Linked DNA regions of Mus musculus: region 1 is linked to region 2. Evidence: chromatin contacts called from ENCODE POLR2A ChIA-PET data. All regions are on one chromosome and are shown on one strand. The core of a region is the stretch at or near the end of the contact, and the rest is flanking DNA. Distances in the headings are between cores, read along the strand shown.

Region 1 (2,700 bases), core at 129-2,628, 35 kb after region 2:
TAGTCAACGGTGATACCACTGGTGACCCTGAATGTCTGTGTCCTTGAGTCTGCCCATAGCATTCACATGCGGCATCCACTGTATGAGATCTACACTGAATGACACTAGTGTGTCATGTATGTTCTCTGTGTGATGGTACATCCTTCTGTGTGGGTGATGCAGTGGGAAACACAGCTTGTTCATGACTGTGTAACTCCAGCATGGTGCATGAAGGCAGAAAGCTGCAGATGTGCCGATGTCAGTTGGGGTTATCAGCATGAGAGATGCTGGCTGTGTGTGTTCAACATCTACTGTGTGTGGATTTAACACCCTGTGACAACGGGTGCATCCAAGCATGCAGCCATGTACCACACGGGTATCTGCTATGTGATTGTGTGTCCCTGCTTTTGCAGGAGTCCCTATGTCTGTTTATCTTGGTGTCAATGTGACACAGATGCTGTGATGTTGTTAGGCGTATGGTTGTCTCATTCTGAAATTGGATCTATGTATCTTGGATGGGAACGTTGTTTTGGTGGGTAGTCATGCGTGTGACATTTTACTAGGAGAACACGATGTGTGTGTGCGCGTGTGTGTCTGTGTGTGACACGGGAGGTGACCCTATTTGTGCATGGCTTTGACCTGTGGCTGAGTATATGCGGTGCCTCCCAGTGTATGGGAGTCACTAGGGTTGTATGTGTGTGGTCATGTTCTGTGTGACGCTGTGTCACTATTTTCAGTGTGAGGATGTGTTCGAGTTGGGAGGCTTCTTGCAGTGATAAAGACCCCCCCTTCCTCTGCCTAGCAGCTGGGTAAGAAGAGCCCCCACTCGCTCTAGCCCCCTCGCTCTCAGCCGCAGTGACTGAGCATATTAGCTTGTCCAAGAGCACGCAGATGGGGGCGGGGGGGAACCAAGCTGCGGCTATTGTTCTGAGGGTGCCAAGGCCCCCCTCCCCGCATTCCCCTACCCCCACCAGGCCGCCTGAGCCCACAGCGTCTGCAAACAAAGGCGCTGCAACCCCCCGCAGGCACGACCCCTTTCCCCATCTCAGGCCTTTTCAGTCTCCCCCCGCAGCACGCCCCGCACTGTCCGCGTTTAACCCCATCCCCTGCGGGAGGGCACAGCGCGGACACCTCTGGCGCAGCTGGACAGCTAGCAGCATCCCGGCCCCGCCCTGCCGCAGCAGCCGGCAGGGTGGCTTCACCCGGAGGTCCCGGACAGGGTCTAGGGGTTGGGGGTCTACCTCTTGGTGCGGCGAAACATGCTGCCGCCGGGGAAGGAGGGCATCGAGAAATTGGAAAGCGCGGTCCAGAGAGAGTCAGACATGACCCGGCGGCGGCGACATGGTGGCAGGTGCGGCGGCAGCAGCAGCAGAGGCAGCGGCAGCGGCAGCGCGGGGAGCGAGTGTGCTGGGCGGAGGCTGGAGCCGCAGCAGCGGCCAGGGGAAGGCGGGGGAGGGGAGGGCCCTGTTGCTGCAGCCAGTCGCGAGGGGGCGCTGCGGGGTGTCGCCGCGCGAGGCCCCGCCCGTGTGCACGCCTGATGCCCTACCTGGGGGCCTCATCCCAATGCACCTCTCCCCCAAGGCTCACCTGCTGCTTTTCCGGGGCAGGGGTAAATCCTTCTGGAAGAAAAGGGGGTAAAAAAGATGAAGGTCAGCGTGGACAGTGGCCACTGCCCACGATGCCTCTCCGTTCACCTGAGCTTCATCAGCATCACCATGTCACCCTTGCCTTCCTGATTCCTCTCCCGATTCCCAGTAACCAAAACAGGCTCAATTACACAAGAAATAGACCCAACTGGGCATCTAAAAACAAGTTCATGCAAATAAAGTTTTACTTGGCTTTTTTTTTTTTTTTTTTTTTTTTTTTTGGTTTTTCGAGGCAGGGTTTCTCTGTCTAGCTCTGGCTGTCTTGGAACTCACTTTGTAGACCAGACTGGCCTTCTTGAACTCAGAAATCCGCCTGCCTCTGCCTCACAAGTGCTGGGATTAAAGGCGTGCGCCACCACCGCCCTACTTACTTGGCTTTTTGACAAGACAGAATCTCATATATCTCAGGATGGCTTGGAGCTCATTACGTCACACATGCTGCCCTCCAACTGAGATAGTGCTGCCTCACCTTCCAAATGTTCAGATCACAACTGTGAGCCTCCACGACAGTGTTTGTAAAACATTGTCCTTTGTTCCGGACAGGGTCTCAGGAAGTCCAGGCTGGCTTTGAACTTGCTGAGTAGCTGAGGGGTAACCTTGATCATCTGATTCTGCCTACAGGTTCTCTGCACTGATGTCACAGGCATGTTCCACCCTCCACCACACCCTGTTTATCAGCCAAGCTTTTGTGCAGTGCGCTCTCCCAATTGAACTATACCCTAAACCGAAAAATTCTCTCTCTCTCTCTCTCTCTCTCTCTCTCTCTCTCTCTCTCTCTCTTTCTTTGTTTTGTTTTTTGAGACAAGTTTTCTCTGTGTAACCCTGGCTGTTCTGGAACTCACTCTGTAGACCAGTCTGGCCTTGAACTCAGAAATTCACCTGCCTCTGCCTCCCAAGTGCTGGGATTAAAGGCGTGTGACACCACTGCCTGGCTTGAGGATCTAGTGACCAAGAAGCTTGGTGACTTGAGGTATATTCCTAAGACCCACATTGTGTAAGGCAAGCAACATTCCAAGAGAAAGCTACTTACTTCCACACTCATGCTGACACACACATGCATGCGAACACATGGACA
Region 2 (2,700 bases), core at 198-2,697:
GCACTAGTCTTAGACATGCACAGTGACACTTGGCTTTTGTGTCAGTGCCAGGGATCTGAACCTAGGTCTTTATGCTTTTCTTTTAAAGTTAATACGGTGCAAGCACTCCATGAAGCTAAGTCCCCAGCACTGTTTTACCCTTGTTGTCGTCTTTCGAGACAAAGACTATGTAGCCCTGGTTGTCCTGGAACTTATTATGTAGACCAAACAGACCTTTCAAATTCATAGAGATCCACCAGCCTCTGCTTTCCAAGTGCTGGGATTAAAGGCATCACTACCATGCCTGACTAGGTACCATTTTCTATAATGGATCTGATGTCCCCTATGGACACCGAGCAATGATGGTGTATGTGTGATATTATTGTACCCGTGACACCCCATTTCCCTACCCTGACTCATAGGGCACCAGAATAGAAGTATGGGAATAGCAGGCCATCTATCATGGGGTCCCGCACACAATGAGCCGTTAGGCAGAGTCAGGGCTGAGCTCTTCTGAACGGCATACTAGCTGCAGCTCCATCTATGGGTCCTAGCCCACCACACTGTAAACTTCCTAGCCATCCCCTTCAGCTCCATGCAGTAGCCAGTGAGGGTCCTCAGAGCCCCAGAGTGGGCTGATTTGAGGGGACTCCTTTTGCTAAACAGCTCAGACCTCAACACAACAGAGCAATTCAAAGCTAAAATAATTTGTGGCACCAACCCCCAGCTCTTCTGCTCAAGGAGGAACAGAGCTATGGTTGTTCTGGGCCCCCTACCTGATAGCGGCCTGAAACATCTGGTGTGTCTGATAATGCCTGAAAGGGAGCCGGTGCCAAGGCCCGCCACTAGCACCGTTGCTGCTGTTGTCTGGGAGAGTAAGGACTGCAGTGGTCTCCATGGGGGTCAAAGGGTCCCAAAGACCTTTCCCAAGAAATCTATCCTTCCTGGTCCACTCCTTGGAGAGAGACTTGAAACCAAACCAGAGGGGTCTTCTCAGTCCTGTGGGAGGTGGGGTGGGGGTGGGGAGCAGCGACCAGGACTTTTCTTTACCCAACCTGAATCCTAAAACTTTGAAGCCCCTATTCCTTGACATCTGATTGACTTTACATACAGGGTTGGTTTTCAGGGACCAGTTTGAAAACAGGCCAGGGTGAGGTCTATTCCTTGAAAGTGACACATCACAACTTTAATCCCAGCACTCAGGAGACAGAGGTAGGCAGATGTCTGTGAGTTCTAGGCCAGCCTGGTCTACATAAGCCAGTCCAGGACAGCCAGGGCTCAGTTACACAGAGAAACCCTGTTTCGAAAACCTTAAAAAAAAAAAAAAAGAAGCACACCACACACATATCGCACACACCCCTCCTTTGCCGTTTTGCTTTGCCTGGGTCTTATCAGGGAAGACAGCCAATCAGATGTGGGCAGACAGGAGCCCTCCAAGAAACTTTCCTAGCCTCATAGCCCATGAGGCAGAAGAGAGAGAGGAGGCCTGAGGTCCAGGGTGGACACCAGCCAGCCATGGCCTCAGCTGAGACTGTCTTACCCTCCATCAGTACACTCACCACCCTGGGACAGTTCCTGGACACCCAGGAGGACTTCCTCAAGGTGGGGCCAGTGTGAGTGTGTGGGAGGGGGCAGGTGGTCTTGCATAGGGCATAGTGCTTAGGGGTGGGGCGTCTATCTTACTTTAATATCCTCTGCTCTGTTTTTTGGGGGTGGAGGAGTGGGAGAGCCTCTGAGCCTTGTTTGGGGGAGATGTTCTAGGGGTCTGAGATCAAGGTGAGGCCTATTTCTCCAACAGGAAGCAGAATTCTAAGCTCTATATCTTAAGAGACTAGGCTCATAGAGACAAAGGTCCAGATAAAGGTGTCCTGGGATTTCCAGGCTTTGAGCTGTAATTTTCTGGGCTATGTGAAGACAGGGAAAGGCTAGGGAAAACGGAGTCGAAGCTGTCCCCTTTGACTCAGAACTCTGCAACCCCTTCTCCCATCCTGAATACTATTCTTGGTAAGTGTCTTAGCTGTCTCTAGCAAGACCTAATGGAGTTGTCTGGAGCTGAGAAAGGGGTTAGGGGAACCGTGTGGGTAAATGACAGGCACCAACGGTGTTTCCAGCCAGGGTTGTTTGAGGGCCAGGTACCCAGTGCCTACCATTCAAGCAGTACGCTCCCTCCCGCAGTGGTGGCGGTCTGAGGAGACGCAGGATTTGGGGCCGGGGCCCCCGAATCCCACGGGGCCGTCCCATCACGTGAGTCTGAAATCGGAGGACCCTTCCGGAGAGGACGATGAGAGGGACGTGACCTGTGCGTGGGACCCGGATCTTTTCCTTACAAACTTTCCAGGTTCCGAGTCTCCCGGCACTTCCCGGACCTGTGCCCTGGCGCCCAGCGTGGGGCCAGTGGCACAGTTCGAGCCGCCTGAGTCTCTGGGCGCCTATGCGGGTGGCCCAGGGTTGGTGACTGGGCCTTTGGGCTCCGAGGAGCACACAAGCTGGGCGCACCCGACTCCGAGACCCCCAGCCCCTGAACCCTTCGTGGCCCCTGCCCTGGCCCCGGGACTCGCTCCCAAGGCTCAGCCCTCGTACTCCGACTCGCGAGCGGGCTCCGTAGGGGGCTTCTTCCCGCGGGCGGGGCTTGCGGTGCCCGCAGCTCCAGGCGCCCCCTATGGGCTGCTGTCGGGATACCCCGCGCTGTACCCCGCGCCACAGTACCAAGGCCACTTCCAG

Evidence for each region. ChIA-PET counts read pairs that join two places held with the same protein, here RNA polymerase II (POLR2A).
Region 1: POLR2A ChIA-PET joins it to region 2 with 15 read pairs in embryonic stem cell. The contact joins the promoter of Mast1 here to the promoter of Klf1 in region 2. POLR2A ChIA-PET finds 5 or more read pairs at or near these places in 5 of 5 experiments (Patski and embryonic stem cell).

Annotation. Positions count from the first base shown.
Region 1 is chr8:84,935,975-84,938,674 of GRCm38, forward strand. It overlaps Mast1 (microtubule associated serine/threonine kinase 1), which reads right to left and starts at 1,379. Exons shown (of 26, transcript NM_019945.2): 1 at 1,221-1,379. The coding sequence starts at 1,303.
Region 2 is chr8:84,900,535-84,903,234 of GRCm38, forward strand. Klf1 (Kruppel-like factor 1 (erythroid)) reads left to right here and starts at 1,448. Exons shown (of 3, transcript NM_010635.3): 1 at 1,448-1,581; 2 at 2,155-2,700. The coding sequence starts at 1,495.